Regions from separate parts of the Homo sapiens genome. Here region 1 is linked to region 2. The links are chromatin loops, found by intact Hi-C in ENCODE. Cell type or tissue: B cell. All regions are shown on one strand. Links, peaks and the distances in the headings refer to the core of each region. The heading gives the core; the rest is flanking DNA. Region 1 overlaps UBE2D3 (ubiquitin conjugating enzyme E2 D3). Region 2 overlaps MANBA (mannosidase beta).

What was found. Hi-C counts contacts between places; a loop is a spot of excess contacts. Peaks named below come from ENCODE experiments on the same cell type or tissue, not always from the same donor. Only the 100,000 strongest peaks of a DNase experiment are listed, where the experiment ranks them.
Region 1: a loop joins it to region 2, with 3 times the contacts of the local background. A loop is called at or near these places in 2 of 110 quality-filtered maps.

The regions. Positions count from the first base shown.
Region 1 is chr4:102,792,361-102,802,496 of GRCh38, reverse strand. It overlaps UBE2D3 (ubiquitin conjugating enzyme E2 D3), which reads left to right. Exons shown (of 8, transcript NM_181891.3): 6 at 938-1,043; 7 at 2,997-3,090; 8 at 5,037-8,114. The coding sequence ends at 5,082. LOC102723704 (a long non-coding RNA gene) reads right to left here. Exons shown (of 5, transcript NR_125932.1): 5 at 2,922-3,069. Among named protein-coding and RNA genes, the nearest start is that of UBE2D3, 30 kb to the left of the region's middle. In B cell, for the core only: no CTCF peak of the experiment used is centred there; no DNase peak of the experiment used is centred there; H3K27ac peaks cover 850 bases.
Region 2 is chr4:102,738,684-102,748,819 of GRCh38, reverse strand. All of the region lies in intron 1 of MANBA (mannosidase beta), which reads left to right. Among named protein-coding and RNA genes, the nearest start is that of MANBA, 17 kb to the left of the region's middle. In B cell, for the core only: a CTCF peak has its summit at 5,245; a DNase peak (open chromatin) is centred at 5,239; H3K27ac peaks cover 2,747 bases.

The sequences.
Region 1 (10,136 bases), core at 483-8,482, 55 kb before region 2:
TCTTGGAAGATAGGGTTCTGTGTAGGCTGTATATATATGTTGAATTGCACTCATGTATAGATGCTGACTCTTAACCTTTGGTTTAAAGAGCTAGACCTCAGTTTGAGCTTTGTAAATAGGAATAAGGTTTGCCTTTTCTTTAATGTTGCAAGATTCAGACCATGTGGAAGCTTCCGCCCTCATCTGTATTATTGTTACACAGATTCTGATTTTTGGGCTTTTGTTGTCTTGTAAGCATCAAATGTCCAACTTCAATTTATATTTGCACGTATTGTTACAGCATATGCTTATTATGCTTATAGTTTTGTATACGTAAGTGTAAATTTGTGAAAACTTAGAGTTGCTTAGTGCACTGGTTTATAGGTATTAAAAGCATATTATCCTTCACTTTTCAGTCATTAACATAAATTCAACCTGTATGAATAACTAGAAAAGGTAATATACAAAGGTCATAAACATGTCACTATAACAATCTCTAGTAATGTTATAGGTGCAATGTGATGGTTTCCATTTTTGTGATTCAAGTTTATGTTTTATGTACGGTGGAAATGCAGACTCAGGTGTACCTGTGTAACTTAATGAAACTTTAAATGAGATGGTCTACAAATTTTGGTTACATCCAAAAGTTAGGGCTTTTATAAATGAATGTGTTAAATACCTTTAAATTGCCCTTTGATTCATGATATGGTAGGGCCACAGTAACCTTTAGAACTTTACATCATATGAGTAATGAAATTTTTATCCAAAAGTTTAGGTTTCTGTTGTAAAAAGAGGAGGCAGGGGGTTGTGGTCAGATTGTAAAAATCAGTTTCTATAATATTTAGAACTTCTATGCTAATAGATGACATTTTTAACATTGTGGCTTGATTATTTTAAGTTTTGCTTTAAAAGATGTTTGTTTTTATTTGAATAAAATACTTAAAAGTTTTTGTTTTAGGTTGCATTTACAACAAGAATTTATCATCCAAATATTAACAGTAATGGCAGCATTTGTCTCGATATTCTAAGATCACAGTGGTCGCCTGCTTTAACAATTTCTAAAGGTAAATATTTCTAGTGAAATAAGCTGTTCTCATTGTCTAATAAAGCTTCATTCTTAGATCTACTTATCTGAGTATTTTTATTATGGCAGCTTTTTGGTAAGAGATGGGGAAGCAATAAAGTTACTTTTATAATTTTTGTTCTTTTAGTGGTGTTGATTAAAGATACTTTGTGAGAAGTTGTTAAAATTCAAATTGTGGTGAGTAGGCATTATTTGCCTAATGAGTTACCTTCATCTCATCTTATAATAGCAAAATTTATTTTAATAGACTTCTGTATTTTTCAATCCCAAACCACTTGGACATCTCACACTAACTTGCGGCCTTTTTACCAAGAATGGTATGATATACCTAAACTTAATAGAGCTTTTGAATCCTGAGGTTTCCACTCTAGGAAAATTCTGATTTTGCTTTCCTGGGTTAATTTTTAGACAAATCTTCAGTCATGTTTTATGTAACCATGATAGGTTGTTTCTACCTAATGACAGTCTAAAATTATATAATCTTCGAAAGATCTGTAGATCAATTCTGGTCTCTTAATAGGTATCTGTTACGTTATATGTAACAAGTTTTCCGGTCTCCGCATGAATATCCCAGGTGAAGTTGTAATAATTAACACTATTTCACCATTAATTGTTTTTTGATTTTATGAGTTCAGTAAGTACAAAAAAGCTTTTTCAAAAGGCAAGGCATTGTATAAAAGTTTCATATGTGTATATACTGCACTTGAATCTCATGGAGAGAGACTGTAGCAGTAGCATTTCCCAAACTTTATTGAGTAGAATCACTTAAGGGAGAAAAAGAAACAACTTAGGCAGATGCTGCCATAATTCGAGTGTTTTTAAAATTTTACACCTGTTTTTCACCTTCTTGGATGCTTTCTAATTTCTTTTCAAATCATGCTACATACCTAAATATCAGTTTCCAAGTTTTTCTACTACTGCTGGGAGTGTACAGTAACACTGAAAACTGTTTTTGTAAGGGCAGATTGAATTGGTATTGTTTTGTCGTTAAAGCAACTTACTTTTTTGGCAGCCATACTTTGCTAACTTATTAAACTAGCAGTCACAACTGAAGCTACCTTTTTTCTGTGAGTTATTGTATAGCCAAGTCTCCTATATTAGGTAATTTTATATTCTGCTGTATTTGGGGTTTGAAATTAAATTTGCTGTAGTCAATAAATATGTGACAGTGTTGTCTTTTTTATACTATTGCTTTTTTTAAAAAAAAATCGGTCAGAACCATTTCAAGCATTTATATCTTAACATTTTATAACAGCACCACCATATATGGTGACTGGCACATAGCAGGCACTCAAAGTGAATGCGATCTATGTTCCTTAATGCTTGACATCTTATACATCAGTATGTTGAACTGGTTAAGGTAAAAACTAGAGCTGATGACTCACTTAGTACTAAAGAGATTTTGGCATTGTATTTAACTAGTACTCTTGGGAATATGGTTTCTTGCTTACAAGTTCAAGGAGACATTTAGTGGAGCACTTGAGGGTTTTTCTCAGAAATTGCCAAGACAACGGCTAAGAATGGATTTTTCATCATGCCTAATGGCTATGAATATGGCATGAGTGTTACCTGCATATTCTTGCTAAAGTCCCCCCCCCCCCAGCCACTGAGTACCAAGAAACTCAAGTTCTAATATCATTTATGCCTATTTAAAATATATATATTAATATGGCATCAGTTGCCTATCTTAGAAACTATTTTTATGGCTAGTCTGCAGTGAATTTCATGCCACAAAACCCTGTTTTTAGCACTTCTTACTTACCAGGAGCTTGTCTTCTGTGAAACAAAATCTCTGTAAAACTGTGTCTCATTGAGATAAAGATACAAACTAATAAAAGTCTTTTGAGGATTGAGTTTTGTAATACACGGTTTAGAAAAATTTATTTATCCAAACTCCTGAAACTGGGTAACAGATGTTTTTGTTTTCTTGCAGTTCTTTTATCCATTTGTTCACTGCTATGTGATCCAAACCCAGATGACCCCCTAGTGCCAGAGATTGCACGGATCTATAAAACAGACAGAGATAAGTAAGTATGTTAAAAAGTTATTATAAAAGTGGTTTTACTTAATGAGTTAGGCTTATACTTTGCTTGTGACAGTGCCAAGAAGACTTGATATTTAGTAAGATAATAGTTAAAATATGGAGAAAGCTATTGAAATGTGGTTATTTAAAAAAACTTAACTAGGCTTTAGCTTATGTGACAGTGAATGCTCCCCTCTAAAATGTTTTATTGTTGTTTTTTTTTTCCTAGCGTGTTAAACAGTATCACTTTATTCTCAACTTTTGGGGAAGAAAGCAAATTTTTCTTTACCCCAAGCATGTTTTTCCAAAAATGTTAGTACTATTGTAAAAATTTGGTCTAAATTTCTCAAATATTTGAATTATATTTATGTTCAACTTAACCATTATAACTTTCATATGTTATAATTAATGCTAAGTGTACTTGTTCAATTAGGTACAATAGGTTAGCAAGAGAGTGGACAGAGAAATACGCTATGTTGTAGGGTAAGAGGATCTGCACTCTATGGTGCGCTTATTATGGTACTGCCAGCACTTGAGTGCTGCATGCGTTAAGGCACTGTATTAACTAACAAAAGGTAACAAATATGGCAGTCTTCTGAAAACTGTACATTTAACTGCTTGGTCTCTGTTTAACGTGAAAGTAAATATCTGGTAGCCGTTATTGCTTGAAAGTACTGCATGGCAAAGCAGTTACAATAGCACTAGTAAGAAATGGGAATTTATGTAGTATCTTTTTTTTTTTTCAAACTATCATGGTGTTTAAATTTTAGCTTGAGACTTTGTACCAATCCTATACAGAATGTGGTGGTTTAGTTCAAATTTTGCCGGGAGATAGTAATGTAAGGGAAAAACACTTTTAAGCCTAAGCATCTAAACTAAATGTTCATTACTGACAAGCATGCATTAGCGTCAGCTGTACTTTGTGGCTCCCTGTATGCTAAATAAAGCCTTTGTTTTAAAGTGCTGGCTTTTTGAGAGAGTATCCTTAGGAGATGACAATGAATTGGTAGAAAGAACTTTTTAAAAAGTTTAGGAAAGTTGTTGGACCATATTTGGTTCTTGGTTTGAAATAAAGCTAGTTAATATTTAAACAATATAAAAATTCTCCTGTGCATATATATATATATATATTCATTTCTTAAGGTTATCACTGTTTTTTGTTGTTGTAAGTAGTCTATGGCATGAGTATAATCCAGGGGGAAGCTGATAGTATTTATCAATGTTAGTAGTCTTCCTGAGTAATAACCTTGCTTGTGTGTGAATTACCTGTTGATCTTTTTAAACGAAGATGCCCTTGTTGTACTCAACAGGTCTCAGTGGTGCTTATTAGCCTCAGTTACCACACTTATTAAAAGTAACACGTGATTCTGATGAACACAACCACTCACACACACACCCCTTTTGAAAATTACTGCCCTTTGTCATTCTGCCCAGTGTCATCTTCCCCTTCTGCCTCTACCTAAGTCCCAAAGCCATTTTTTCTTGTAATATCCAGGACCAAGTAATTTCCCAAACTCTAGGATTCAGATAAAATTGTTCTAGTAAAAGCCTAGTTCTGGCCTTGGTGGAAATTTCTGTGGATAGATAGAATGTGTATACTATTTTAACATTTGTCCATAATGAACTGTAAAAATTTCTTCACGTTAAAATTAGAGCATGAGCTCGGTGGTAGAGAAAGAAAGGGTCTTTTGATTTTTGTTAGCCTCCCAATTTTCAGTGCTGCTTTCTTAGTTGTTTTTAAAATACTACTTTCAGAGCATCAGGCTCTCATTTCCCACATTGCTTTGAGTACCAGTGCTATTTCTCCCTTGTTGGCTTTTATTCTAATCATAGTCATTAGAGATGACTTCATGATGAGTCTGGAGATGATAAAATGGAAATCTTTCCCTTCCATTTAAAGTATTAGGAATTCTTTATTTTAACTTTTAAAAATAACATCTTTATTTACAGGTACAACAGAATATCTCGGGAATGGACTCAGAAGTATGCCATGTGATGCTACCTTAAAGTCAGAATAACCTGCATTATAGCTGGAATAAACTTTAAATTACTGTTCCTTTTTTGATTTTCTTATCCGGCTGCTCCCCTATCAGACCTCATCTTTTTTAATTTTATTTTTTGTTTACCTCCCTCCATTCATTCACATGCTCATCTGAGAAGACTTAAGTTCTTCCAGCTTTGGACAATAACTGCTTTTAGAAACTGTAAAGTAGTTACAAGAGAACAGTTGCCCAAGACTCAGAATTTTTAAAAAAAAAAATGGAGCATGTGTATTATGTGGCCAATGTCTTCACTCTAACTTGGTTATGAGACTAAAACCATTCCTCACTGCTCTAACATGCTGAAGAAATCATCTGAGGGGGAGGGAGATGGATGCTCAGTTGTCACATCAAAGGATACAGCATTATTCTAGCAGCATCCATTCTTGTTTAAGCCTTCCACTGTTAGAGATTTGAGGTTACATGATATGCTTTATGCTCATAACTGATGTGGCTGGAGAATTGGTATTGAATTTATAGCATCAGCAGAACAGAAAATGTGATGTATTTTATGCATGTCAATAAAGGAATGACCTGTTCTTGTTCTACAGAGAATGGAAATTGGAAGTCAAACACCCTTTGTATTCCAAAATAGGGTCTCAAACATTTTGTAATTTTCATTTAAATTGTTAGGAGGCTTGGAGCTATTAGTTAATCTATCTTCCAATACACTGTTTAATATAGCACTGAATAAATGATGCAAGTTGTCAATGGATGAGTGATCAACTAATAGCTCTGCTAGTAATTGATTTATTTTTCTTCAATAAAGTTGCATAAACCAATGAGTTAGCTGCCTGGATTAATCAGTATGGGAAACAATCTTTTGTAAATGCAAAGCTGTTTTTTGTATATACTGTTGGGATTTGCTTCATTGTTTGACATCAAATGATGATGTAAAGTTCGAAAGAGTGAATATTTTGCCATGTTCAGTTAAAGTGCACAGTCTGTTACAGGTTGACACATTGCTTGACCTGATTTATGCAGAATTAATAAGCTATTTGGATAGTGTAGCTTTAATGTGCTGCACATGATACTGGCAGCCCTAGAGTTCATAGATGGACTTTTGGGACCCAGCAGTTTTGAAATGTGTTTATGGAGTTTAAGAAATTTATTTTCCAGGTGCAGCCCCTGTCTAACTGAAATTTCTCTTCACCTTGTACACTTGACAGCTGAAAAAAAACAACATGGGAGTAATAATGGGTCAAAATTTGCAAAATAAAGTACTGTTTTGGTGTGGGAGTTGTCATGAGGCTGTGTTGAAGTGACTTATCTATGTGGGATATTGAGTATCCATTGAAATGGATTTGTTCAGCCATTTACATTAATGAGCATTTAAATGCAACAGATATCATTTCAGGTGACTTAACATGAATGAATAAAAGTCAATGCTATTGGATTGTTTTTTGTTTGACAAGTGCTATCTGTGCCACTGATTTAACTTCTGTAGTAACAAGGGCATTACCATTCTTCACCTTTCCTAATTCTGATCCCATAGTTTTACATTTTTCCTGTTTATTTTGATTTTGTTCACTGCTTTATTTCTTAAAGTTCTAGCACATCTGTGACTCCTCCACTTCCACATTTTTGCACTGCTTACACTTACGTGCAATCTTATTCCTTGTCTGCACACACATGTGGAAAGCTAGAAATAAATGTTAAAACTTACTTTTTATAAACATTTTAATATGTAGTTTGGACATGATTTATTGACTTAAGGTTCTTCTCTAAACTGGAAGTGAAATGCATGCCTTCTGAAGATGTTCTGGCTTTGTTAATTCTGTAATCATTTCATTGGGGAAAAAACCAGCTACGCAGTTTTTCCAATGAGTGAATTTTTTCATTTTGTGTTTTGCTTAAAACGGCTCCTTCAGGGTAGATGTCATACTGCATAACTTTTTTGGATTCAAATTATGAATGAGAAATTAGTTAACATTCTGCTCCACAAGGTAAGAAAAACTGCTCTTTGGCTCTATTTTCAAAATTACTTCTGAGATGCATATAGTCTCAAAATAACAGCTTTAGTAGGCATATCACTTCTTGAAAGCCAAACATGAGTGTAAGACACTTTTATGAAACACGGTGGATCCCTAACTGGCTTTCAAATTGACCTTTATAGCCTTAGACAACCCTTAGGTATTTACGGAGATGACTTCTTTGATTGTCATAACAATTAGTGGATGTGTCCAGTTCTCTGTATCTTTGACTTGATGCTTTATACATCATTTCATTTGTTGCTTCTAAGGGAATAAGCCATAGAGGCTTCTCCAGGTTTAAAAGAACAGTAAAGTACCTGGAAAACCAACATTTTTGAATGTATGGACACTGGACATGAGATATGTACAATGAAATCTTAAAAGAATCTAAGAATTTGCCCTCTTTGCCCCACTCCACCCAGTAATTTGACATTACTAGTGCCATGTATAGGACCCAACTGAGTATTAGAATCAGTTTTGACTATGTCTTTGTATTTCCTAAATCTTTTAATGCATAAACCGAATTAGGGTCCAGTTGGCCTGTTAATGGTAAATTTACATTTTAAATGACTCAGTTTGTTTTTCCTGGGCGAGTTTGCAATGTGATAATCAGATTTTTTAAAACTGATTAATTTGCTTTCTTGTGTGGGTGTACTCACATTTTAAAGTATGAACCACAGTTAACTAGTGGTCTCAGGGGTAGTGAAACACTCACTTTTTTTTTTGTTTGTTTTTTTTTGTTTGTTGAAATGGCTTAGTTGAAGTATACTTAAGGTACTGATCATGCTGTGTTAGTAATTTGGGCGGGGAGGGGGGTAACTCAGCCATGTTTTGTGTTGGCATAACAAAACTGTTAATGATTGTTGATTACACTTTTAAGTGAATTTGTCTTTTATGAGGAACCCAGTGCAAGTCACTAAATATTGTCTAATAGTGACATCTGCATAAGACTTGTAATAGCTGAAGTTAATTGAGCTTAAAGGAATTGTTACCATTAAAGTCTGTGTTTAAAGACACTTTGGTCTTACTCGGTAATTCCAGCTAACATGAAATCCACACTTGAGCTTAATGTGTGTGAGCTCGATTTTTAATTTTATACAGTTTATGAATAAGGTGGTTCTCAAAATGTTTCTTGAGATAACAATCTCAGCATCATTTAGGAAATTCTTTGTAATATAAGTTGTCAGGCCCCATCCCAGTCCTGAGTCAAACTGGCATGGAGCCCAGTCACCTATATTAAAACACCCTCCAAGTGATTCTGATGAATAGTGAAGATTGAGAACCGTTTTCAGAAGTCTGTTCGTAGCATTCCCTTGTAACAGACTACAACCAGTAATCCTTTGACTCTACAGCTATTTTTTTATAGCTGTTTTTGGCTTTAGAGAATGTGTTTAAGTATTACGTTTCTGATACCTGACAATTTCCTAGTACTTTGAATTGTAATACAGTACATTGATTTCCACATTTACACTTGGAATATTAAAATACATTAACGTCCTACAGTTGGCTAATTTGAATAACCATACTGGCATGGAATTCAACCAATCGTCAAGTATTTAAAAGTAATCAGGTGCAAAGATCTACCTAAGTATTGTGTTGGCTAGCTGAACAAATTTGAACCCAGATCCCATTCTGTGGCCTGACACTAGGCAATTTTTCCAAGTGGAAATGATGCTATGTTAAGGGTGTTTGCAGTGTTTGACAGATATTAAAGGTACCCTAAGGTGACTATTAAGATTTCTCGTGCTGTCCCATTGTAATGGAAAAATCAACGGTTAAAGGTATTTGGAAATGGCTTCAAAACATGACAGTGCCACCCCCTGCCAAAAAAACTTGAGGAACCATTTTAACAAAAAGACTTAAATATATTGAAGTTCGCCGAATGTCTTAAGTCCCTAGAAATTATTACTGTGTTGCATTATTTGTTGCTACCTTATAACTACTTGCTCATTTCTGGCCTCAGGTTTGAAAAATTTTATATGATTCAGGTATACAAGATGTTTCTGACAATTGTTCTTTTACTTGGGATGCTTCCATTAAAGTCCCATTATCAGTATCTAGATCTTCCCAAACTGTATGCTATTTATGAATGAGATTTTTTAAGAGCCCTCTTTTCTGTATTGTAAAAAATATTATGAAATTTACATTTTTACGTACTACTGTCTGATCCTCTATAGAACTTGATTTCTCATTTACCGTATCAAATTTGTAGTCAAGGCTAAACAATGAACTTTCATGTCATACTATCTTAGGAGCCCAGTTAACCACCGTCATTTACTAACCTTCAAGCTATTTCTCCTGAGCTCCCATATAGCTTCTATTCATTATCCACATGACAAGCTAAAGGGCGTCTTTTAAAATGTCTAAAACTGGACATATGTCTATAAAGACATACACATATACATATACTATTACCCCATGCTCAGTAAATGTCAACATTAAATTGCAATGGCCTAAAACCTAGGCACCATCTTTGACTTTTCACACTCCACCTTCAATCAGACTTAACAGCAGCCTTTAGAATCTGCCCATTTATCATGTTGACTGTTAGCACTATGATCTAAAGCTATATCATTTCTTATTTGGATTATTGGAGTAGCCTCCTGAGTGATCTCCCCACGTTGCAGCAATCTGTCTGTCCCACACACAACCCCTTTAAACCTTATCAGATGGCATGGCTTTCCTCCAAACCTAATGGTTTCCCATCTCATTCGGAGTAAAAACACAAGGTATTAAAAGTAATCTACAAGGCTGTAGATAACTTTCTTCCCTACCTTTGCCTCAGCTTAATCCCCAATTCCTTGCTTGTCTCACCACCATTCCAACTCTCTCAGCTCAGTCACATGGGACTGCTGAGACTTGCAAAGATGTGTGAAGATGTTTACTCTTGTTCTTACCTTTGCCTAGGATGATCTTACCCCACATACCATACAGCTTCCTTTTCCCTAACTAGGTCTCTATTCAAATACCTTATCAGAGTGGTTTTTCTTGACTATTCTATAAATACACCAACACAGCATCACCTCTATAGAGTACAT
Region 2 (10,136 bases), core at 1,427-9,426:
TGCCTCAGCCTCCCGAGTAGCCGGGATTACAGGCGCCTGCCACCACACCTGGCTAATTTTTGTATTTTTATTAGAGATGGTGTTTCATCATGTTGGCCAGGCTGGTCTCGAACTCCTGACCTTGTGATCCGCCCACCTCGGCCCCCCAAAGTGTTGGGATTACAGGCATGAGCCACCTTGCCTGGCCAATAGTAAACAGTTTTAAAGGTAGGCTATGTTATGAAAAGCATCCCTGTCTTCTAGGTCCAGTTCCCTTCTATAGAAACAACCATGATTAACCGGTTTCTTGTGTATTCTTCCATAGATGTTATAAACATATACAGACAGATATCATATATAGATACATGTATTTTCCCCCCACAGATGATTGCATTCTATATATATATATAGTTTTATATTGACCTTTTTCTTTAACTTAATATATCTTAGACATCATTTCAGATCAGTACATGTAATAGAAAAGATAGCTATCATTTTTGAGTGCACACTATGTACCAAGAACTGTTCTAAGCACTCTTCATAATTGTCTCATGCACTCCTTGTACTGATCCTGTGAGGCATGTAGGTATGATTACTATCTCCATTCAAGAACTGAGAAAACAGGTGTACAGAGATGTTTTTTGAGCTTCACAAAGACTCACAGGTATTAGGATTAAGCTGGGGATCAAACCCATGCAGAAAAGGTTTCACCAACTGCCTCTTCCACATGTCAGCTCCAGTCACCTCCTGGCTTCATCTCAGAGGCAGTGGAACCATGTAGCTGCCCAGCCTCACTCCCTGAGCAAGTGTGATCTCCTCTGACTCTTCCTATCAGCTAGGAATCTGTCTGCAGGCATTTATTCTAACCTTTCATGAGGTCCAGTCCTGGGAACCCCACCGCTACACTTCAGTCAGGTGTCACTTGTCTCTGTGTCTCCTTGAAAACCTTGCATAATGCCTGGGACTTGTAGTGGGCCAAGCAAATAGTTTGTCTTGTTTTCCCTTTTAAGTTTTAGTCTCTTTGGTCAGAAAATTAGGACTCTCCTTAAACTGCAACTTTTTTCACTTAGAGCTATGTTAGATGGGAAGCAATATTTACTAATTTAAGGATTTTAGAAAAAGATAATGTTAAGGCTGACCAAAACATGTTGCCAGACTCGTGGGCTGGGGATCTCTTGTACCTGTGTACCCTTTGAAGTAAGAATCATAGCTGAAGATCCTATTTGACAGAGGAGAAACTGAAGTTTGGAGACTATAGCTTCTGAATGAAACATTGTGATGGTTAATACTGAGTGTCAACTTGATTGGATTGAAAGATACGAAGTACTAATCCTGGGTGTGTCTGTGAGGGTGTTGTCAAAGGAGATTAACATTTGACTCAGTGGACTGGGAAAGGCAGACCTGCCTTTAATCTGGATGGGCACAATCTAATCAGCTGCCAGCAAAGCCAGAATAAAAAGCAGGCAGAAGAACATGAAAAGACTATAGTGGCTTATCCTCCCAGCCTCTATCTTTCTCCCATGATGGATGCTTCCTACCCTCAAACATCAGACTCCAAGTTCTTCACCTTTAGGAATCAGACTGGCTTCCTTGCTTCTCAGCTTGCAGATGGCGTGTTATGGGACCTTGTGATCATGTGAGTTAATACTCCTTAGTAAACTCCCCTTTATATATATATATATCCCATTAGTTCTGTCCCTCTAGAGAACCCTGACTAATACAGATTTTGGTACCAGAAGTGGTTCTAGAGGAACAGAATATTAAGGATGGAGTTCTTTTATTGGTTTTGGGGTTTCTGGAGTTGGCTGCTTAATGTGATTAGACCAAAAAATGCTAAAGGTTCTTTTTCTTTCTTTTTTTTTTTTTTTTGAGATGGAGTCTCGCTCTGTCACCCACGCTGGAGTGCAGTGGCGCGATCTCTGCTCACTGCAAGCTCTGACTCCTGGGTTCACGGCATTCTGCCACCTCAGCCTCCCAAGTATCTGGGACTACAGGCGACCGCCACCACGCCCAGCTAATTTTTTGTATTTTTAGTAGAGACGGGGTTTCACCATGTTAGCCAGGATGGTCTCGATCTCCTGACCTCATGACCCTCCCGCCTTGGCCTGCCAAAGTGCTGGGATGACAGTCGTGAGCCACAGTGCCCGGCCTAAGAATTCTATTTCTAATAGTATGGAGAACACCCATAGTCCTTGGCATGAACTGTTTAGAGAGTTATGCAAAATAAATGCATCTGATACTCCTGATTCACTGCTCGTGAGAGGCAAGGAGTTTAGTGACTTGAAACATAATACCTTTGACCATATGTGGAGAACCAAGGAACATAATAAAGCTGGTTGGTTGCTCCTACGTTCACTGGACAAAGTGATGAAAGAAAAATGATGAGCTCAGGGATTCATTTTCAGCTTCAGAAGTAGTACTGAGCCTCACACCTGCTAGATTACCCTGTGTAAGAGTCTTATCTCCTATAGAGAAAGAGCTGAAATTGTGGAAAAATAGACACAAGCTCTTATCATGTGAGTGGCTGACCTGCAACGAAAGGTGCATGCACAGCCTTTCCAGGTGTCTACTGTTAAAGTGAGGGGATTGACTGGAAAAGAATGGGACCCTGCAACTTGGAATGGGGATGTGTGGTGGAGGGCCTAATGAAGCTGGGGACACTGAGCTTGTTAACTCTGATGAACCTTTTTTGCCAGAAGAAACAGCTTCTTCATCCCCAGTAGTGGCAACATCCCCTCCCCAACACATGCTGCCATCAGCCTTTCCACCTTTGTCTGAGGAGATAAACCATGCGCTGCCTGGAGGCAACAGTGATGGCCTCCTCTGAGGCAGTTGCCAGGCAAAATAACGTTGATTCTCCTCAGGAGCCACCCCCAACACCCCTGTTTGCTTCTAGACCTATACCTAGACTAAAGTCCCAGCAGACCCCTAGAGGTGAGGTTCAGAGTGACCCTTGAGGAGATGTGCTACACTAGAAAAGAACTGCTTGAGTTTTCTAATTTATATAAGCAGAAATCTGGAGAAGAGTCATAGGAATGGATATTAAGGGTGTGAGATAATGGCGGAAGGAATATAGAGTTGGATCAGGCTGGACTTATTGATTTGAACCCACTAAGTAGAGATTCTGCTTTTGATGTTGCAGCTCAGGGAGTTAAAAAAGGTTTTAATGGTTCTAATAGTTTATTTGCTTGGTTAGCTGAAATATGGATAAAAGATGGCCCACTGTGAGCAAGCTGGAAATGCCTGATCTCTCTCAGTTTAATGTAGAGGAAGGGATCCAAAAGTTTAGGGAGATTGGATGCTGGAGTGGATTGGTCACTTTGGACCTACCCATCCCAGCTGGGAGGGTCCAGAAGATACACCCTTGACCAACGCTTTGCGAAATGGATTTGTGATGGCGGCAACTGCATCTCTGAAGAGTCCTGTAATTGCTCTTCTCTGTATGTCAGATCTAACGGTGGGAACAACAGTCACTCCACCACAAAATTTATAGGCCCAGAAACCCTTGAATGAAGGGGAGGCTGGGTCCCCTTGAAAAGGACCCCACTATGCTAGTGACTATTTATGCTGTTAATATTTCTCCCATCCTTCCCCAAGGAGACCCCCAGTCTATTACCAGGGTAACTGCATTGAAGAAAGGGAAATGATCAGACATTTTGGGGACTACTGGACACTGGCTCTGAGCTGACATTGATACCAAGGGACCCAAAATGTCATTGTGGTCCTCCAGTTGAAGTAGAGGCTTATGGAGATCAGGTAATTAATGGAGTTTTAGCTCAGGTCTGACTTACAGGTCTGACTTCCTTCCTTGGAAGGAAATCCAGGGACCCACCCTGTGGTCATTTCCCAGTGCCAGAATGCATAATTGCCATAGACATACGTAGCAGGTAGCCAAACCCCCACACTGGCTCCCTGACTTGTAGGGTGAGAGTTATTATGATGGGAAAGGCCAAATGGAAACCATTAGAGCTACCCCTACCTAGAAAAATAGCAAATCAAAAACAATATCACATCCATGGAGGGATTGTGGAGATTAGTGCCACCATCAAGGACCTGAAAGTCTCAAGGGTGGTGATTCCCATCACATCCCTGTTCAAGTCTCCTATTTGACCTGTGCAGAAGACAGAAGGATCTTGGAGAATGACAGTGGATTGTTGTAAACTTAACCAAGTGGTGACTCCAATTGCAGCTGCTGTACCACATGTGGTTTCATTGCTTGAGCAAATTAACACATCTCCTGGTACCTGGTATGCAGCCATTGATTTGGCAAATGTCTTTTTCCCCATTCCTGTCCATAAGGCCCACCAGAAGCAATTTGCCTTCAGCTAGCAAGGCCAGCAATATACCTTTGCTGTCCTACCTCAGGGACATATCAACTCTCTGGTTTTATGTCATAATCTTGTTCGAAGAGACTTTGATCTCTTTCGCTTCCACAAGGTATCACACTGGTCCATTACATTGATGACATTATGCTGATTGGATCCAGTGAGCAAGAAGTACCAAACACACTGGACTTATTGGTGAGACATGTGCATCCAACCAAAATTCAGGGAACTTCTACCTCAGTAAAATTTCTAGGGGTCCAGTGGTATGGGGCCTATTGAGATATTCCTTCTAAGGTGAAGGATAAGTTGCTGCATTTGGCCCCTTCTACAACCAAGAAAGAGGCACAACGTCCTGTGGGCCTATTTGGATTTTGGAGGCAACACATTCCACATTTGGTTGTGTTACTCTGACACATTTAGCAAGTGACTCAAAAGGCTGCCAGTTTTGAGTGGGATCCAGAACAGGAGAAGGTTCTGCAACAGGTCCAGGCTGCTGTGCAAGCTGCTCTGCCACTTGGACCATATGACCCAGCAGATCCAATTGTGCTTGAGGTATCAGTGGCAGATAGAGATGGTGTTTGGAGCCTCTGGGAGGCCCTCATAGCTGAATCATGGCAGAGGCTGCTAGGATTTTGGAGCAAAGCCCTGCCATCTTCTGCAGATAACTACTCTCCTTTTGAGAGACAGCTCTTGGCCTGTTACTGGGCTTTGGTGGAAACCAAACCTTTGACTACGGGTCATCAAGTCACTGTGTGACCTGAACTGCCTATCATGAAGTGGGTGCTTTCTGACCCATCTAGCCATAAAGTAGGTTGTGTACAGCAGCATTCCCTCATCAAATGGAAGTGGTATATACATGATTGGGCTCGAGCAGGTCCTGAAGGCACAGTTAAGTTACATGAGGAAGTGGCTCAAAGGCAGAAGTGGCTCACTTCTGCCACCCTGCCGTCTCTCCCCCAGCCTGCACTAATGGCCTCATGGGGAGTTCCCTATTATCAGTTGACAGAGGAAGAGAAGACTAGGGCCTGGTTTATAGATGGTTCTGCACGATATGCAGGCACCACCCGAAAGTGGATAGCTGCAGCACTACAGCCCCTTTCTAGGACATCCCTGAAGGATAGCAGTGAAGGGAAATCTTCTCAGTGGGTGGGACTTCAAGCAGTGCACCTGGTTGTGCACTTTACATGGAAAGAAAAATGGCCAGATGTGCAGTTATATACTGATTCATGGGCTGTAGCCAATGGTTTGGCTGGGTGGTCAGTGACTTGGAAGAAGCATGATTGGAAAATTGTGACAAAGAAATTTGGGGAAGAGGTACGTGGGTGGACCTCTCTGAATGGTCAAAAACTATGAAGATATTTGTATCCCATGTGAGTACTCACCAACAGGTGGCCTTGGCAGAGGAGGATTTTAATAATCAAGTGAATAGGATGACTCGTTCTGTGGACAACACTCAGCCTCTTTCCCCAGCCATCCCTGTCATTGCCCAATGGGCCCATGAACAAAGTGGCCATGGTGGCAGGGATGGGGGTTACACATGGACTCAGCAACATGGATTTCCACTCAGCAAGGCTGACCTGGCCACGGCACTGCTGAGTGTCCAATTTGCCAGCAGCAGAGACCGACACTGAGCCCACGATATGGCACCATTCCTGGGGGTGATCAGCCAGCTACCTGGTGGCAGGTTGATTATATTGAACTGCTTCTATCGTGGAAAGGGCAGAGGTTTGTTCTCACTGGAATGGACACTTACTCTGGATATGGGTTTGCCTATCCTGCACGCAATGCTTCTGCCAAGACTACCATTCATGGACTGACATAATGCCTTATCCACCATCATGGTAATCCACACAGCATTGCCTCTGACCAAGGCCCTCACTTTACAGCTAAAGAAGTGTGGCAGTGGGCTCGTGCTCATGGAATTCACTGGTCTTACCATGTTCCTTATCATCCTGAAGCAGCTGGATTGATAGAATGGTGGAATGGCCTTCTGTAGTCACAATTACAATGCCAACTGGGTGACAATACTTTTCAGGGCTGCGGCAAAGTTCTCCAGAAGACCATGTATGCTCTGAATCAGCATTCAATATATGGTACTGTTTCTCCCATAGCCAAGATTCATAGGTCCAGGAAGCAAGGGATGGAAGTGGAAGTGGTACCACTCACCATCACCCCTAGTGATCCACTAGCAAAATTTTTGCTTCCTGTTCCTGCGACATTACGTTCTGCTGGTCTAGAAGTCTTAGTTCCAGAGGGAGAAACGCTGCCACCAGGAGACACAATGATTCCATTAAACTAGAAGTTAAGATTGCCACCTGGACACTTCGGGCTCCTCCTAAGTTTAAGTCAGTGGGCTAAGAAGGGAGTTACAGTGTTGGCTAGGGTGATTGACCCAGACTATCAAGACAAAATCAGTCTACTGCTCCACAATGGAGATAAGGAAGAGTATGCGTGGAATACAGGAGATCCCTTGGGGTGTCTCATAGTATTACCATGCCCTGAGATTAAGGTCAATGGGAAATTACAACAGCCCAATCTGGGCAGGACTACAAATGGCCCAGACCCTTCAGGAATGAAGGTTTGGGTCACTTTACCAGGAAAAAAACCATGACCTCCTGAGGTGCTGTTTGGTAACATGAAGTTCTTCAGTGGTGATTTCTGAGATTTTGTTGCACCCATCACCCAAGCAGTATACAGTGCACCCAATGTGTAGTCTTTTATCCCTCACCTTCCCATCCTTCCCTGCAAGTCTCCAGAGTCCACTATATCATTCTTAAGCCTTTTGCATCCTCATAGCTTAGGTCCCACTTATAAGTGAGAACATACAATGCTTGGCTTTCCATTCCTGAGTTACTTCACTTAGAATAGTGGTCTCCAACTCTACTTTATTTTGTTCCTTTTTGTGGCTGAGTAGTATTCCATATTATGTATAACATATACCACATTTAAAAAATCTACTTGTTGGTTGATGGGCATTTAGGCTGGTTTCATATTTTTGCAATTGCGAATTGTGGTGCTATAAACATGTGTATCCAAGTGTCTTTTTCATATTATCACTTCTTTTCCTCTGAGTAGGTACCCAGTAGTGGGATTGCTGGATCAATGGTAGTTCTACGTTTAGTTCTTTAAGGAATCTCCATACTGTTTTCCTTAGTTGTACTAGTTTACATTCCATCCAGCAGTGTAAAATTGGTCCTTTTTCACCATATCCATGCCAACATCTATTATTTTTTGTTTTTTTAATTATGGCCATTCTTGCAGGAGTAAAGGAGTATCTCATTGTGGTTTTGATTTCCATTTCCCTGATAGTGATGTTAAACATTTTTAAATTTTTTCTGCTATTTGTATATCTTCTTTTGAGAATTGTCTATTCATGTCCTTAGCCCACTTTTTGATGGGATTATTTGATTTTTCTTGCTAATTTGTTTGAGTTCCTTGTAGATTCTGGATATTAGTCCTTTGTCGGCTGCATAGTTTGTGAAGATTTTCTCCCACTCTGTGTGTTGTCTGTTTACTCTGCTGATTATTTCTTTTTCTGTGCAGAAGCTTTTTAGGTTAGTTAGGTCCCATCTATTTATCTTCGTTTTTGTTGCATTTGCTTTTGGGTTCTTAGGAAGTCTTTGCCTAAACCAATGTCTAGAAGAGTTTTTCTGATGTTATCTTCTAGATTTTTTTTTAATGGTTTCAGGTCTTAGATTTAAGACTTTGATCTATCAAGTTGATATTTATTTATATAAGGTGAGAGATGAGGATCCAGTTTCATTCTTCTACATGTGTCTTGCCAATTATCCCAGCATCATTTGTTGAATAGGGTGTCCTTTCCTCACTTTATTTTTTTCTTTCATTTGTCAAAGATCAGTTGGCTGTAAGTATTTGACTTTATTTCTGGGCTCTCTATTCTGTTCCACTGGTCTATGTTCCTGTTTTTGTACTTGTAGCATGCTGTTTTTGTGACTATATCCTTATAGTATAGTTTGAAGTCAGGTAATGTGATATCTCAGGATTTGTTCTTTTTGCATAGTCTTGCTTTGGCTATGCAGGCTCCTTTTGAGTTTTATATGAATTTTAGGTTTGCTTTTGCTAGTTCTGTGAAGAATGATGATGGTATTTTGATGGGAATTGAGTTGAATTTGTAGATTGCTTTTGGCAGTATGGTCATTTTCACAATATTGATTTTATCCATTCATGAGCATGGGATGTGTTTCCATTTGTTAGTGTTATCTATGACTTCTTTTAGCAGTGTTTCATGGTTTTCCTTGTAGAGGTCTTTCATGTCCTTGGTTAGGTATATTCCTAAGTATTTTATTTTATTTTTTGCAGCTATTGTAAAAGGGGTTGAGTTCTTGATTTGATTATCAGCTTGGTCGCTGTTGGTGTATAGGAGTGCTACTGATTTGTGTACGTTGATTTGGTATCCCAAAACTTTGCTGAATTTATTTATCAGGTTAAGAACTCTTTGGATGAGTCTTTAGGGTTTCCTATGTATATGATCATATCATCAGTGAACAGCAACGGTTTTACTTCCTCTTTACTGATTTGGATGCCCTTTATTTCTTTCTCTTGTCTGATTGCTCTGGCCATGTCTTCCAGTCCTATGTCAAAGAGAAGTTGTGAAAGTGGGCATCCTTGTCTTGTTCCAGTTCTCAGGGGGAATACTTTCAACTTTTCCCTGTTCAGTACAATGTTGGCTGTGGATCTGTTGCAGATGACTTTTATTTCCTGAAGGTATGTCCCTTCTATGCCAATTTTGCTGAGGATTTTAATCATAAAGGATGCTAGACTCTGTCAAATGCTTTTTCTGCATCTGCTGAGTTGATAATATGATTTTTGTTTTTAATTCTTTTTTATGTGGTGTATCACATTTATTGACTTGCATATGTACCTGCATCCCTGGTATGAAACCCACTTGATCATGGTGTATTATCTTTTTGGTATCCTGTTGGATTTGGTTAGCTAGTGTTTTGTTGAGGCTCTTTGCAGCTATGCTCATCAGGGATATTGGTCTGTAGTTTTTGTATGTTATGTCCTTTTCTGGTTTTGGTAGGTGATAGTACTGGCTTCATATAATTATTTAGGGAGGATTCCCTCTTTCTCTATTTTTTGGAGTATTTTCAGTAGGATTGGTACCAATCTTTCTTTGAATGTCTGATAGAATTCAGCTGTGAATCCATCTGGTCCTGGACTTTTTTTTGGTCAGCAATTTTTAAATTACTCTTTCAACACCACTACTTGTTATTGGTCTGTTGAGAGTTTCTATTTCTTCCTGTTTCAATCTGAGAAGATTGTATATTTGCAGGAATTTATCCATTTCCTCTAGGTTTCCTAGTTTGTGCACATAAAGATGTTCATAGTAGCCATGAATGATCTTTTGTATTTCTGTGGTATCAATTGTAATATCTCCCATTTCATTTCTAATTGAGCTTATTTGTATCTTCTCTCTTCTTGATTAATCTCACTAGTGGTCTATCAATTTCATTTATCTTTTCACCGAGCCAGTTTTTGTTTCATTTATCTTTTTTCTTCCCTTGTTCGATTCTATTGTTGAAACTTTCCAGTGTATTTTGCATTTCTCTAAGTATGTCTTTCATTTTCAGAAGTTGTGATTGTTTTTTCTTTATGATATCTGTTTCTCTGGAGACCTTTTCATTCATATCCTTTATTGTTTTTTAAATTTCTTTAAGTTGGTTTTCACCTTTCTCTGGTGCCTCCTTGAGTAACCCGATAATCAACCTTCTGAATTGTTTATTTGGCAGTTCAGAGATTTCTTCTTGGTTCGATCCATTGCTGGAGAGCTAGTGTGATCTTTTGGGGGTGTTATAGAACCTTGTTTTG